3 separate regions of the Mus musculus genome follow, and regions 2 and 3 are each linked to region 1. A link is a loop called in an ENCODE intact Hi-C map of the cell type or tissue named here. Cell type or tissue: gastrocnemius. All regions are shown on one strand.

Region 1 (5,000 bases):
TCCTTGTTGACAGGAATAAAGGCCCTGCTTCTGATTTCTTGGTTCAACTAGATGAAGTTTTCATTAGATTTAACTTCTCATATCCAGACACCCACATGCTAGTCAGCTCCCCATCTCCGCTCTCATTTGGAGGCGCACCATCGGGGCTGAGGGTTAGGCGTGGCGTGCATACTGGCTGTGTGCAAGGATCCTCTGCGTGCAGCATCTCCAAGGAGCCTGGTTGCTGTGTTGGGACTCAGCATGCTAGAAGCCCCTTTCTACTGGGAGACCTAGACTTCATGCTCAGTCACACCCACCTCTGGAGAAAGCCAGAAGCTGAGGTTTGGTGTCAGCTGTGGAGTGGGGAACTCACCCTGGCCATATTGTTTCAGAGGAGAGGGACACTGGATGTGAGGGGCCGGGATGCCTAAATCAGGGAATCTAGACCACATGGTGATAGTGTAGCCTTGGCTTGGAAAAACCGTAAAGGTGGACGGACATGCTAGAAACTGTCCTTGGCTGAGAGCTTAGCCTCTTCTCCCTGGGATGGTGACTCTTCACAATGGTAGTGAATGTGCCAGAAACCCTGACTTGCTGGCAATGCTGGAAGATCAGTGTGGCAGCGAGAGGAGTTGCTTCTGGTGTCGGTTTCAAACCTGGAGTCCCTAGTCCTTCCCGCTACTTGAGGGAAGAGCCAGTCAACGGGGAAACATGTAGTCGTAAATAGTTGGGTACCCAGTCCTACAGGGCCACTTGAAATTAGGGACATTTCATATGGCTGGCTTCCCTTAGGGGAAACTCCCTTCTAACTCTCCACTATGTGGTCCAGAGATCTTGATTCTTACAGAGACATAAAACCTAGGGAGATGGAGTGCCACACTTCACTAGAGCGTCTCCTCTTTAGCGAGCTGATCTCTGAGTTAGAATCAGACCCTTGACTCTCAGGCTTAGGGCAGGTCTGAGAATAAGCCACAAAGGTTGGTTGGGCTGGTGAATGGGGAGGAGAAAGCCAAAGGAGACTTCTGGAACAGCCTACGGGTACAAGTGCCCAAGGAGCCTCAAAGAACAAGCAGCGAGGGACAGGCAGGAAATCAGAAGCATGTTCTTTCTGGGGGACACATCCGCTCAATAGAATCTAGCCTGAAGGAAAAAAAAGAACATTTGCAAAACAAACCAAGGTCCCACGGGCAGGGGTGGGAGGTGTCTGCCAAAGGCACCCACCTCTGTGCCAGGCTGGAAGATGGCCAAGGTGCAGCAGGATGAGGTCTGCAGCCAGGAGTGTGGCAGAGCAGAGCAGGGCTCAGCCAATCTGAGGCTCCAGGACAGTAGCTCCTTTCCCAGGGACAGCAGAGGGCACAGGGAATCCTCTGCAGGCCTTTGGGGGTCTATCTTTGTTTTCCCAGACTCTCAGGTCCTGCAGTGACTGCAGGACACAAGACTTCTCTCCCTAAGGACAGAGCTGCTATTCTTGGCCCCAGGGACAAAGGTATAGGTATGGTCCATACTCAGGACTTTTCTTGAGTTACAGTCAACAAGTGTTCAGCAAGGACACCCCCCCCCCCCCCCCCCGTGTCAGCCAGGCCTTGGTGGCACAGGCCTGAAATCCAAGCAACCCAGAAGGCTGAGATGGGAGGAGCATAAGTTCAAATCCAGTCCGGGAAACTTAGCAAGATCCTATCTCAAAATGGAAAATAGAAAAAGGGCTTAGCACTGTGGCTTAGTGGTAGCACTTGCCCAGCATGCGTGAGGCTCTGGGTTTGAACCCCAGCCTCATGGCTTCCAAGAGATCACACTGTGTGCTGGCACCAAGACTCAAACTACAAATCCAGAAAATATTAAGGGTTGTAGTTCTTAATTAGGAGCCTAGGGAGACATCTCAGTTCTGGAACACCCAGAAACTAGGTCTCCCATCTCCGGGACATTTCCCTCTGGAAGTTCCCTGATAAATCTCCGACCGTGCCTCCCTGCCATCCCAAGAAGTCCAAGGGTGAGGGTGCTAGCTCAGCTTTCCAAGCAAGAGCCCTGGGTTTGCCTCTTTCTGGTGTCTGCCTCAGGCTAGAGTTTCTAGGAAATACAAGCCTGGAGAGTCTAGCATGAGAACGGTTTGTAAAACACCCAGAGTCCCCTGGCTGGCTTCCACCCTAGACATCAGAACAAAGTTGGACAGGGCCCCCAAAGCCTGCTTTTCCTAGACCTGCCCAGGTACTTCAGAAATGAAATGGTTCCTGCCGCTGGCTGCTCTGTGCTCGGGGCTCACCTGCGCTGCAGTGATCCGAAAAAGAAGGTGCTCTGAACCCCAGACACCAAGGTGTGAGCCTGGGCGCCAAAGCTCACACCTGACTTAGAGTCTGTCACTCCTACCCCAGAGCTCTTCCTCCACTGCAGGGACACTGGATGAAGCCTCCCTAGCAGCAGTCAACCCAAGGCTGGTCTCTGACACTCTGCTCCTCTCATGGCCACATCTGCAGTCCGTGGGCAGTTGCTTTGTCACTCTGAGGCCAGCCACCCCACTCCACAGGCTGTGCTCAGATAATTCCCGCAGGAGTGCTAGGCACATCCTGGAAGCGTGCTACTATGACTGGCCACCAGGTGGCGCTAAATGACCAGGAACTGGTCTAGAAGGCGCAGGGAAGGCGCACCCTTGTTGATTTTATGTCTTGATACTCCATAATCACCAGGATTACAATCTAAGCAAAAAAGCAAGACAAATAAACACCTGCCCCATGAAGAGTTTGTCTTCGTTTGAAAAAAATCACGAGAAAACATGATACTTTGAACGTACCCCCTAAGGCTCAGGTGAGCACCAGTGAGCCTCTTGGGACAGATGGGAAGTTGCTGTGGGGACTGGGTGGGGAGTTCCCAGGAAAGGCAGGTGCTATCACGTACTGCCCTGTCTCTTCTTTGCCTCTGAAGCTTCAGTTTCACACTGTGGGGTCCCTGTCTGCAGTCTCCCTAGCCTATGCTGGCTGCCCTGGGACTGGAAAAGACCCTTGCTGAGTGTGCGGAGAGGGGCCAAGACATGGCTTCTAAAACCATTTCCAGTAAAGACAGAAGAGTCAAGGCATCTGAGGACTGCTAGGATCTAGAAGAGCACCCTTAGCCTCTCGCTCACCACGGCCACCACCCCGTGCTTACAGCGGCCTTTACCCTACAGCCAACATGGCTCTATCCCACATGCACTATGACCTTCAGCCCACACTCACCAGGGCCTCTCCTATGATTTCCCTTCCCCATACTCAACATGGCTTCAATCTCTTCATTCTCACATGGTCTCCAGCTCTGACCCCTACTCAACAAGGTTTCCACACTGACGCCTACCATGGCCTCTACCCAGCATTCAACACAATATCTCTTCCCTCAAGTTCAACATGGCCTCCACCCCGGACTCAACACAGATGACTCCCGCTTCCCATGCTCAACATGGCTTCTTCTCTTCTCTCACACTAACATTCAGCCCACTCTCCATCCCCACCGTCACCTGGGCCTCTAACCCCAAACTCAGCATGGTCCCCATCGCTTCAGAGTCCTGAAGGCCTGCAGCCCTGCAGGCCACAGTCCTGACACTGACACACCATTTCTACTCACATCGCCTCTGCTTCCTTCTCTATGTTCCGCACACTGCCTGGGATGCCCTGTAGCCTTCCGCCACACCATCCTCCGGGCTGGTGGCCTGGGGCCCCTACAGCATGGCTATCCTTGAGACAGCCCTGTGATGCCTTCTCAGCAGGCCCCCTTTGATTGGGTTCCCCGAGGGATGGCCTGGGCTTCCTCCTGTCTGGCATCTTCCCAAAGCACAGAGCTCAGTGGTCCCACTCTGGCTGGAGGAAGACAGGAGATGTCCAGGTAGCCCTTGGGTGCCCTTGCTGGGCACACAGGGGTTGTGAGATAAGGGCTTGGCCTCCAGAGGGCGCTGTTCTGGCCTTTGGGCAGGTTTTTCCTCCTAACTACAGCCACTACATGGGTCATTTGACATCTATGATGTCATTTCAGGGCCACACAGACAACATTGTCACCCGTTCCAGGAAAGAGGACATGGCCACTCAGAAAGCTCAGGTGTACTGGCCAAGTCTGGGAGAGGGGGTGCTACCTTCACACATCTCAGAGATGCCAAGTTTACATCCAGCCTCTGACCTCTGCTGGAAATCCTTTTACACAGCATCCCCTTGCTGGCACTGTCACCCAAATCATGGAGCCATGGAGCCATGGAGCCACGGAGCCACTTCTCATGTGTACGTCCTAGTCTGGCAGGTTACCAACATGCCCTTGGCCTTGACTCGTCATAGACAAGGGGTCTGGGTTGCTTTGGAGAAAGTTTCAGAAGTCATAGGGTCAGGAAACCAAACCTTCCCCATTCTGAGCTCTTGTGTGTGTCCTGGTCTATGGGTGTCCAAGATGGCGAGGGTGCTGTGTGCATGTGGGTATTTATATGTGCAAGTGTGCATGACATTGTGGGACAATGCAGGAGCAGTGGGGGAATGAGGTGGCTGCTGTCCCAGGCCCAGGATCTCTTTCCAGGCAACTTTCCGACTTGGCCCTCATTTTGTAGCTGAAGACACCTGCCATAGGCATCTATGGACCTAGAGTGACATGGTGGGGTTCCCAGAAGACAGTTGGGCTGAGCTGGCTGAAGGCTGGAGCCTTCTGAGGGTGGTGGAGGCCTGCTGAAACTCAGGTCTTGCTTGTTCTTCAGGGCCATCTGGCCATCCAGGGTGCTCCAAATAAAGCCCTAAGGTGGGGACAGCTGGGCAGGATTGTGCTCAGGGAAGGGCTAGGAACAGCTTAAAAGCCTTGATGCATCAGTCTGGCTGCTAGCTGGGAAGAGGCTGGGGTACTCTTTCCTAATGGGCAGCCAGGAAATGGGATAAGGCAGAAAGCCATGGGTGCCCTATGGGAACCAGTTTTATCTAGCTCTCCGTTGGGTCACAGAAGCTGAGAGTGCCCGATTTGGGCCATGGTGGTGGTGGCTTTGAGCCACTGAACAAATTTCCCAGCAAGCTAGAAGGACCAAGAGCCAGAGCCTT
Region 2 (5,000 bases), 700 kb after region 1:
AGGAAATGTATCTGAGATGTCACATGGCTTAAAATGCTGCCCCCAGGGTCTGGGAAAACAGCTTAATCAGTAAAGTGCTTTTGCACCCATGTAAAAACTGGGTGCACCAGCACATTTCCACCACTGGGGGGTTGACTCAGATGGATCCCTGGGGCTTTGTGGCCTGCCACTGTACGCAATTAGCTCCAGGCTGAATGTCTCAAAGAGCTGGAAGGCACCACACCAGAAGCTAACTTCTGGGCTCCCTGTGTAATCATTTTCATTTGTATGGTGGGGGAGACATGTGGAGGTCAGAGCAAAACTTGCCGAGGAGGTCAGTTCTCTTTCTACCATGTTTGGTAGAAAGTTTGGTGACAAGCCCTTATTCACTAAGCCATCTAGCTGGCCCCCAAAACAAAATATTGAACATAAAACTTTGTACCTTTCAGAGCTCTGTACCTCTAGAGGATCTCTAAAAAGCTGTGAGCTGTAAATAGGATTTACACATGAACACACAAAATGAAGCTTAGTATTAAAAAAATTCCAGAGTAAGATACATTGGCAAAGTCCTTAGTTCATCTCATAGTGAGTGCGCACGCACACACACATACACACACACACACAGTTTAAGAAAGAGGTATCAACTGCAATGACTATAGTTTTATCATCCACTCTAACCATGAACTGAGCTATAAATGGCACAGCCTAGAAGTAACATATGCTATTTTTAAATGTCCTTGCCAATTAAATAGTCAGAAAATCAGTAAAGCCCCCCCCCGCACCCCCCACAAGAAAGCAAGGAAAATTAACTTGTTTAGAGCTAACCATTCATCAAACATAGGCTTGAACAATGCCAGAAGCCAGACGCCCAGCCTCTGTGTTGGCCCTACAGAGAAAAATTCAAGTGAGAGTCCTTCAAGACTGTCTTCACTGGGTCAGATTTCAAACAGCAACCTCCCTGGAGGAGAAGCTCCATCCCATAGCTACATGAGGGTACAATCCAGAGAAATGAAATCTGACTCTAACTCGGGATGTTATGCCTTCCACAACAACAGTATATCAAAACCAGAAATGTTAAAACCATAAAATAATCAAGATATTTGAAATACTTCAAGAGTAACCAAATGCTCAGAGTAGCCCACATGCTCTGCAACAGCAGCAGATCTGAGCCCAGCCTGCCTCTGTGAAATGAAGCAGAATCCTCCAATTCAGCAAATGACACAATAAATATTCTCTGTAACAAAGGAAACATGGCATAGCACTCTAACCTTATAGCAAAAACACAAATTTTGTATCAATATGTTCACAACACAGCTCAACACAAAAATCAGAACCTAATTAAAACTACTGCTTTAGACCTCAAGCTGTCTGGCCAGCAACCTTGCCCAAACTGAATTGCTGCAGACCAACCAGCAGGAGCAACTACAGCATTATCTAACAACTGTAGTGCTTCATCTCTTGTTTTATCTTTCATGGTTGACTTATGAACTGACTGATGGCAAACTGATATGTGAATATGCCAATTCAAAAACACAAAGAAAAAAATGGAAGCACAAAATTCATGAATGAAAATGCTGACGTCATAGCTCAACTCTCAGAGCTGAAGGACACAAGAAAGTGTGCACCTGTCTTTAGGGATGTTAACTCAAAGTCACTTAGTGAAGAAAGGACGTAAGTCAGCCCCTCCTTGCTCAGAACGAATGAAGAAAGGTGAGGTAACAGAAAAACCTTTGCTAGCCCAGAAATGAGAAACAGGCAATGCATGAGGCACAAATCAGCACTGCTTGTGAATGGCCCAACTATTTCAGGTGGTTAGAGTTAATACTTGCACTTTATAAAGATTTAGGAGTGTGGGGATGTCCGGGGGTGGGGGTGGGGTCCATCATAAAACTGTTCTCCACTTGGGACTGAAGAAATGGCTTAGCAGTTGAAGAGAACGTGCTGTTCTTCTAGAAGACCAGAGTTGGGCTCCCAGCATCCACAATCAAGAGCTCACACAGAGTCACACAAAACACACAAATAATAAAATAAGCTGTTAAAAAAAAAAAAAAAAAAAAAAAAAACCTTTCTCCCAGGGCTGGAGAGATGATGGCTCAGCAGTTAAGAGCACTGACTGCTCTTCCAGAGGTCCTGAGTTCAATTCCCAGCAACCACATGGTGGCTCACAGCCATCTGTAATGGGATCCAATGCCCTCTTCTGGTGTGTCTGAAGATAGCTACAGTGTACTTATAAAATAAATCTTAAAAATTTAAAAAATAAATTAAAAAAAAAAACTAACACCTTTCTCCCACCATTGGCCTATACTTACAAAGAGCACACAACAGCAACAAGAATAGCTGGCTCTGCCACACTACACCTGATCATAAGTAATTCTAAACAAGCAGGTAAGACTCACAGGCCTCCAGAACAACTTGGATTTTTATATTAGGGAAAGGATACTTTTATGTTACAATGCAAGCAATCTATTAACACAAAGTTTTGATTCATTCAGAAGTATTAAAGCATCTAGGAGTAAGATTGTTCACAGTTTTCATCTTTTGGCAGAACACTAAGAATAAAGTTTAGACACAATTTTTTAAATCCTTCTATTCAAGACACTTAAGCCACAGTTGTTGATCCCTAAGGTTAAGATTATTACAATCTTAGAAACCATCAGTGGTCTCAGAGCCTTTGTGACCTCTCCCAACACAGGACTACAAGGACAGTCTCACTATCTGTGCTATGGTACAAATAACCATTTCCACAGCTTAAAATAGACATTCACCAAAATGGATTTTTTTTAATTTAAGCAATAAACAATTCTGCCAATAAACATTTTGAAAAGGAGATCTTATTAAGTTAAAATGCAAACACGCCAGTTTTATCTACAGATCTGGAATGCTGGCGATCACCTCAGCTTCCACCAGCACCTTTGATAGAACACCACTACCCCCTTGTGGATTCATAATAAAAATTCTTATCTTGAATCTAGTTTTGAAATGTTCCATTCTGCTAAACTTCCACCAAACTACAGTTTCTTCACTAAAAACTATTTTATCTCAAGTACTTTCTAAATGAAGGGAAGGAAAACACATTTTAGGCTCACCAAGGCCATCAACAACTTTGTGGTGAATAGCGAGTTGGCATTCCACTGTTCTGTCAGGCTGTCCCAATCGCTGATGGCTGATTTTATCACTTCACTTCCTAAGAATCTCTTATGATTCCCAAAAACCAAGAGGGGACATAGACCCTTCAGAAAGGGACTAAGATTTACAAAGACAGAAATCCCTGCCTTTACTCACATGCCTTCAGAAATAATTCTTGACAGTCTCAAGCAACCCTGATGAAAGAAAACTAAAATATATGTTTAAAAGCTAGAAACAAGGAGTGGAGGGGAGAGGATCAGTAGAATGAGCACCTCTAAACCAAAAATGGAGGCACATGTCTGTAACCCCGAACCTGGCTGGCAGGTAGAAGTTCAAGGTCATCCGCAAGCACATAGAGTAGTCAAGGCCAGCCGACCAACATGAAGGGACAAAGATGGTGATAGAAAGGAAGAGTGCGTCTGGAAGCATCTGCACATAGCTCTGCCATCACACACACAAGTCTCACTGATGCAAGTTACACAGGATCACATATCTGGCTTCTCCATCCCAACAGATTCTAGGTTTAACAAGTGTCCAGTGACGTGGCCAAAGAGTCGTGGTGGCCTGCACTTTCATGGAAGTCACCACACAATTCTCAAACATATTCAGAACTCCTGAGAGGACACAGTAAGTAACCATTGCCTGTATTTCTTCAAACTACTAAGTAGGAATAAAAAGGAAAAAATAAGCTGCTTGGCAGGTGTTACCTTGTAGTAACTGATAAGGAAAAATGGAAGAGAGACTCTCAGAAAGGATGCAAAATGCCCCTTAGAATACATACCAAAGGTACCAACTGTGGCCCAGCCCAAGCTAGTGACTAAACTCACAAGAGTCATCAGAACTAGCCTTCAGGATGGCCTGCTGCCTTGTTGGAGATTATTTCGCTACATTTACTGTTTCTGTATTTAGGGGAGGAGTTAAAGAGGTGTTTCGGTTGGCATGAGGAAGCACAGCATAACAGCATAACGTGACTTACTTTGTCTCCAAGGACTGCCATGCTTGGCATTTCTTTCAAAGCACGGCACTGTGCATGCAAAGCTACCCTGCAGAAAGCAGAGGGAAGAAGACAGTCCAGGCCAACACCTCCTTCAAAGTCACCCTTTGCTAACAGTTTCAGGAAGGGACATCTCATGACTTGAAAGGCCCAGCTAAATCTAAAGGGGGGAAAAAGTTACTGCACTTTTCCAAAATAGCAAAGGACTTACGCACTTTAAAAAACATGCAACCACATCAGAAAATGAGCAGACCAATGGAATGAACACCTAAGAGCCCGTAAAACTAAAGATACCTCGGTCCTTCCATCTTTATGCTATGTCAACCATCTGAAAAATTAAGAGCATTCCTCTGAGTGAGTGAGTGAGCGAGCGAGCGAGTGAGCAAGTGAGTGTGAGTGTGTGTGTGTGAAAGAGAGAGTTGAGTTTGAGAGTGGGTGTGTGGATGTGGGTGTGAAAAAGAGAGTATGAGTGAGAGAGAATGGGTGTGGGGGTGTGTAAAGTGGGATTAATGTGACTGGCTGGGCCTCTCTGCACTGGAGTGTGTAGTATTTCTTTTTAAATCAAGAATAATGAGATTTTAAAAATGTTCAAGAAACATTACCAGTTTTTACAGGAGACCATAGATAGCATTCTACAAGTTATGATGCTCTAGTCAGAGAAAGAGAACATGAACATAGTGTCTAAACACACTGATGGACAACATTTACTATGGAGAGTAGTACAGGCTGTGCTCATTGTATATGCACCTTCTCATGTATGACAAATACTACAGGGTGGCTGACCACCCCATCTTCTAACGACAATTCTAACACTCACAGGACAACTGAGTACTACACTCATGATGGCATTTAAAAGAAAATATGACTGTGTCTGAACAATTTTGTCCCTAAACCTGAGTAA
Region 3 (5,000 bases), 130 kb after region 1:
TTTCTATCCGCAGTACACGTCCTGTCCACTAGGTGGTAGCAGAGTGTCCCGTGGCTTCAGAGAGCTCCGGCCTCGCCAGCAACCTTGGTATACAGAAATCTCCAAGGTGAGGTTGAAGCTGGCCACTCCCACCGGAGACCACCCATGAAAAGGACATTCCCCATCGCTCCTGTCTCCTGAGGAAGGGATCTGGATGAGGGAAACTGAAAACTGCCCGGTCACACTCCTCAGAGGAGAATAGGCTTTGGGAGCCTGCCATATTTTCTGGAGGCATTGGGTGGGTACAGCTAGGGCCTTGGCATCGTAAATCGCAATCAAGAAAAGACATCTAAGGAGGAAATACTACCCGCTCCGCTGCGCAGCCTTGGCCAGGGTCCTGAAATCTTAATGGAATTGAGCAATTTTTTTTTTTTTTTTTTTTTTTTGCATAGCACCGTAAATTCCTGGTGTCTACCTAATCTCCTGATCACGTTATTCAAGAGACATTAAATGGAGAAAGGAAAAGCTGCTCGTTAGAATAGAGCCAGGATAAGACGACATCTCGGGAATGGTCTCTGCCAGCACCCTTGTTCCTGCCCCTTCCCCTTTGACATGTACAACCCGTCTAGTCTGGTTTCCCAGGTCAGAGCCACCTAGAGGGTTTCTCCACTTGGCTTCGGTTTGAGTCAGTTACCCCTGGACTGGAATCTTCCAGACTGAATGGGACCTAGCTCCCTTTGGCAACAGTCCCTCCTGCTGTGGCTTCTTCCTGGAGTTCACGGTCCTCACTCCCTGCCCCTCTCCCACCCGTTGTGACACCAGTGCCAGCCTTCTCCTGCAGTGCACCCGCTGACCCATGGACTCCTGTCCTTCCTGTGGTCTTCCTCCCTAGGCAGGGATATCTTATCTGGAGGCACCTTGGAGTGGGTTGATGTCTGGTTTGGGATTAGAATGCCTCCAGCCCACCAAGTGGGGACCAGCTGATGGCCAGTCTAAGTCTGTGCTGGAATCAATCCCAAACTCCCTTCTACACAGTGGTCATAGTGATGTAGCAGCTTCATGAGGACAACAAAGTGCTCAGAAGCACAAGGGCTGAGATGAATGAAGTTATTAGCACAGATGATGATGGTGATGGTGATGATCATGGTGGTGGTGATGGTGATGGTGATGATGGTGATGGTGATGATGGTGGTGGCTACTGCTAACAGTGGAGAAACTGTCACGAAGTATCATTGTTTCTGTTTGTGGAGATGGGATATAGCTGCTGCCCAGGCTAGCCTCAGACACTTCCTGCTCCTCATCACCCAATCTCTATCAGCCTCCAGACTGCTGGGGCTACAGGCCCCAGTGCCTTTGCTCTGATACCCTGCCTAGGCCCCCTCTTCCCCGCTGTGCTGGGAAGCAGAGATAGTGAACTCCAGACCTCTCTCCTCTATTCCCTCTTCCCAGATGGGCCCTGGACCAGGTATGTGTATCTGGGAACTTTGAGCAGCCATGGTACCCCCTGCTTGACTCCTACAGAAAACATTCATTAACCCCACTGGGCGCGTGCCCTCACCTGCCTCACATCAAAAGGGCATCGAGGCCACTCTTCCCACCCTGCTTCCTCCATCTTTCAACTCTAGACTCATCTCCTCTTCCAGGAAACCTTCTCAGATCACCTGGTCCATTGCTATGGTACACCAGAATGCATTGCATGGACTAGCCTCTATGACCAGAATCTGCGATGCCCCCAGAGCCCACATCCTAAAGTTATGGTCCCCAGTCTGTGGCACTATGATAAGGTGGCAGAAACTTATGGCAAAGAAGGCCCATGAAGGTCACTGAAGCACACACACAGAGATTACACACACACACACACACACACACACACACACACACACACGGTAAATATATGGTATATATATATATATTTGTAGTGTATATATGGTATATATAGTATATATACTATATAGAGAGTATATGTGGTATATAAGTATATATGGTATATATAGTGTCTGCATATATATATGATATATATAGGTGTATATGTGTGTATATATAGTATATAGTATATATAGTAATATATAAGTATATATACAGTATATACAGCATATATAGTATATACACAATATATACACTATAGTATATACAGTGTGTATGTGTATATGTGTATATATATGTATATGTGTATGTGTATATATACATATATGTGTGTGTGTGTGTATGGTATATACCATGATATCATGTGCACACATGACACACTCAAAGGGAAAAGGACCTAGAGACTAGGGACAGGAAACCTCTGAAACCATGAGCTGAAGTAAACATTTCTTCCTTACAAGATGGCTACCCTGGACATTTTGTCAGAATAATACCCCATCACTCCTCGGAACTCACCATTTCTAGGGTTAGCAGAGCCTAGTGGGTGGGAAGGAAGGTGGAGAGGCTGACCCTAGGAGACCTTGACATCTTGCTTCATTCTGCCCCCTGGTGCCTGAGTGATTGAATCGCCAATCCCTAGTGACAAGGAGCACTTGGTGAAGGTTGACTGCCTGGCCAGGAAGCCATGGCCTCCTTAGGTTAGACCACGTAGTACTGGAATCCAGCTCTGTGAACTCAGGATACAGTGCTCTTCCAAAGTCCAGGTCCTAGACCTTGGATTTGAAATGCCAGGTCTTTAGTGAACTGGGAGCCCCACACCCTGTGCCATGTCCTTCCCGGTGCCCCAGCATCTATCTTCCCACAGGTCTTTGTGTATTACAGGGCTGTGCTGAGCCAGGAAGGATTCCCACGGCCTCTGCCCCACGGCTGGAATGAGCAGTCAAGCTGCCATGTGGAGGCACACCCCCTGCCTTGTGTGCAGAAAACATTCATTAAGCATTTTAGAGAACAATGGTAAAGAGAAAAACACTCATTAGAAGCAGAAACGGTTTGCAAAGAAGCCAGCAGACTGCTGGGAGTCACGGCCAGCGATGGAGCTTATTCTCAGAGAGAGCTGCACTCAGAGGGATGCATCACGGAGGCCTGAGGCCCGGGGCCCCAGACGGGGAGACACTTTCTGTTTGACTCTGCTTCATCCCTTGGCACTGTCGCTGGCCCTGGGGAGCTCAGCCCTGGAAGCTACAGCCAAGCTACGTCAGGCGGTGAAGCAGGGGCTGGAAGATCACTGCTGTGCCCCATTCCTGGCTCATGTGTGACTCTAGACCTGGCCCTGTTCTCTGTGGACCTCACTGGGCACTGAAGCCGAGGGACCTGATAGCTGTGACACAGAGGGTGACGGTGTGAGCAAAGGCAGCGTGTATGGAACCTGCAGAGGTGGCCTTCTCCACAGGGTCTGGCCAGCTGGAGAAGGAGATGGAGAAATACAGTCGACTCAGGGTCCATAGGGGCTTGCAGCTGGGGATACTGTCTTGGGCACAAGTGGCCCCACCCTTATGCACCTCTGAGATGCCCAGCGTTTTGAGCAGCACAGGATCCTCCAGTCATGGTAACAGCCTTACAGGCCTGTGAGCTAGCTAGGCTTCAGTGTCCTAGATTGTAGGCTTGCTCAGTTGTGTCCTGGATTCAGCTACAGTAGAAACTTCACTAGCAGTGACTGGGGGGAGGGGTTATGACACACACACAAACCGACAGAAAGAAGCAGCTACCACCTGACTCCCTCAGTGCCAAGCACAAAGCCTTGACCACAGCTGGACCCCCTCCCCGAAGAAAGCCAGGTGGCTCAAACACTTCTAACTCTGTATGACTCAGTTTCATCTTCTGGGTCTTGACGTTGACCCATGTTCCTAGCCACTGGCCTTTGGGCTTGCTCTGCACTGCTCTTTGAGGACATTTGTTTGTTAAACTGTGACCTTTAGGACATGTTGGCTCTTGCCCTGCCTTGGTCAAGGCTCCGTGCTTGGTTCTGAGGGAGACAGAGGCAGTAGGTTTCTCTGTTGGGGGATCTACCACTGTGGGTAATAAGACCCCAGTGGATTTCTTTGTCCCTACTGTGGTCCCATAGAGGTCCCTGCTGTGCTAAATGGCTCTGAAGTGGCCCCCACTGGAAGATGCCAGAGGATGGAATCGAGCCACAGTTTGTGGGCAAGAGCTGGCTACTGAGCTGAGACGGTGGCAGCCAGAGGTGGGGGTATCCCTTGAGGAAGTTCCTTTATCCAGCTGTACTCTCCCCTGACTGCACCCATCCTGTAAGTCCCACCCTCTCTAGAAGGTTGTCTTGTTCCAGCTACTTTGCTCAGCAGATGGTGGGCTGTATGCTCCTGGCCAACCCTGGTCTCTTCCTCAGCACCTCCTCAGGGCCTAAACACCACCCTGTTCAGCAACTTCCTTTCTCACCTCCCATGGGGCCCAGCCCTGATACCCTCCTCCCCACCAAGGCTTTTCTGTGGTCCTTGGTGTTTGAGGACCCAGAGATGAGCGATGGGGATGACAATCCTGCCCGGCGTGAGATGGCAAATGAAGATGCACCAGAGCAGCCAAGTTAGTTCTGCCACACTGGCCTTTGGTGGGAGGAGGGGAGTCCAGCTTCCTGTCAGCCGGATCGTGACAAGCGAGACTCAAGCACACCAATCACCCCAGGCATGTCTTCAGCAGCCAGAGGCCAGGATGCAGAGACAGGGAGGGAGAGTGGAGAGTGTGCGGAGGAGAGGGCTTTCCCTCTTGCTTTAGGCGCATCTGGAAGGCACCGGAATGCAGCTGTGGAGAAGAGAGCTCAGCCCTCACGCTGCCCAAAGGTTTCTGCTTCCGGCAGAGGAAGTTTAATGGAGTTAAAAAGCCACAAGAGCGTGATGGGCTGAGGGCAGGCGTGGAGGAGGAGGAGGCCACCCTTGAGGAGGGGTGTTCGCACCCCCAGCAGGAAGCTGGCAAGTGGGGAGCTAATCTGTTAGGAGTCCCAGTCTGGTGTGGCACAGAGGGCATGACAGAGATGCATTCTAACAAGGGACATAGACACCAAAAGGAAAAGAGCCACAGCCAGGGACAGGAAGCTGGAATAAATCAAGTCCCTGTGACCTAGCATCCAAGCCAGGGAACCAGGGTCA

Evidence for each region. Peaks named below come from ENCODE experiments on the same cell type or tissue, not always from the same donor. Only the 100,000 strongest peaks of a DNase experiment are listed, where the experiment ranks them.
Region 2: a loop joins it to region 1, with 2.7 times the contacts of the local background. A loop is called at or near these places in 14 of 42 quality-filtered maps.
Region 3: it touches region 1 in a loop (5-fold over the local background); 15 of 42 quality-filtered maps call a loop at or near these places.

What each region holds. Positions count from the first base shown.
Region 1 is chr4:151,154,576-151,159,575 of GRCm38, forward strand. All of the region lies in intron 7 of Camta1 (calmodulin binding transcription activator 1), which reads right to left. It overlaps Gm52711 (a long non-coding RNA gene), which reads left to right and starts at 4,019. Exons shown (of 3, transcript XR_003955319.1): 1 at 4,019-4,208. In gastrocnemius, CTCF peaks have their summits at 2,564 (motif pointing right) and 3,884 (motif pointing right); DNase peaks (open chromatin) are centred at 1,214, 2,563, 4,217 and 4,629.
Region 2 is chr4:151,851,252-151,856,251 of GRCm38, forward strand. All of the region lies in intron 1 of Camta1 (calmodulin binding transcription activator 1), which reads right to left. It overlaps Gm42357 (a long non-coding RNA gene), which reads left to right. Exons shown (of 3, transcript XR_881602.3): 2 at 3,620-3,732. Among named protein-coding and RNA genes, the nearest start is that of 9230110K08Rik, 8.0 kb to the right of the region's middle. In gastrocnemius, CTCF peaks have their summits at 117 and 2,926 (motif pointing left); a DNase peak (open chromatin) is centred at 128; H3K27ac peaks cover 1,363 bases.
Region 3 is chr4:151,283,216-151,288,215 of GRCm38, forward strand. The region is part of intron 6 of Camta1 (calmodulin binding transcription activator 1); the gene reads right to left. Among named protein-coding and RNA genes, the nearest start is that of Gm45960, 63 kb to the left of the region's middle. In gastrocnemius, a CTCF peak has its summit at 33 (motif pointing right); DNase peaks (open chromatin) are centred at 59 and 3,032.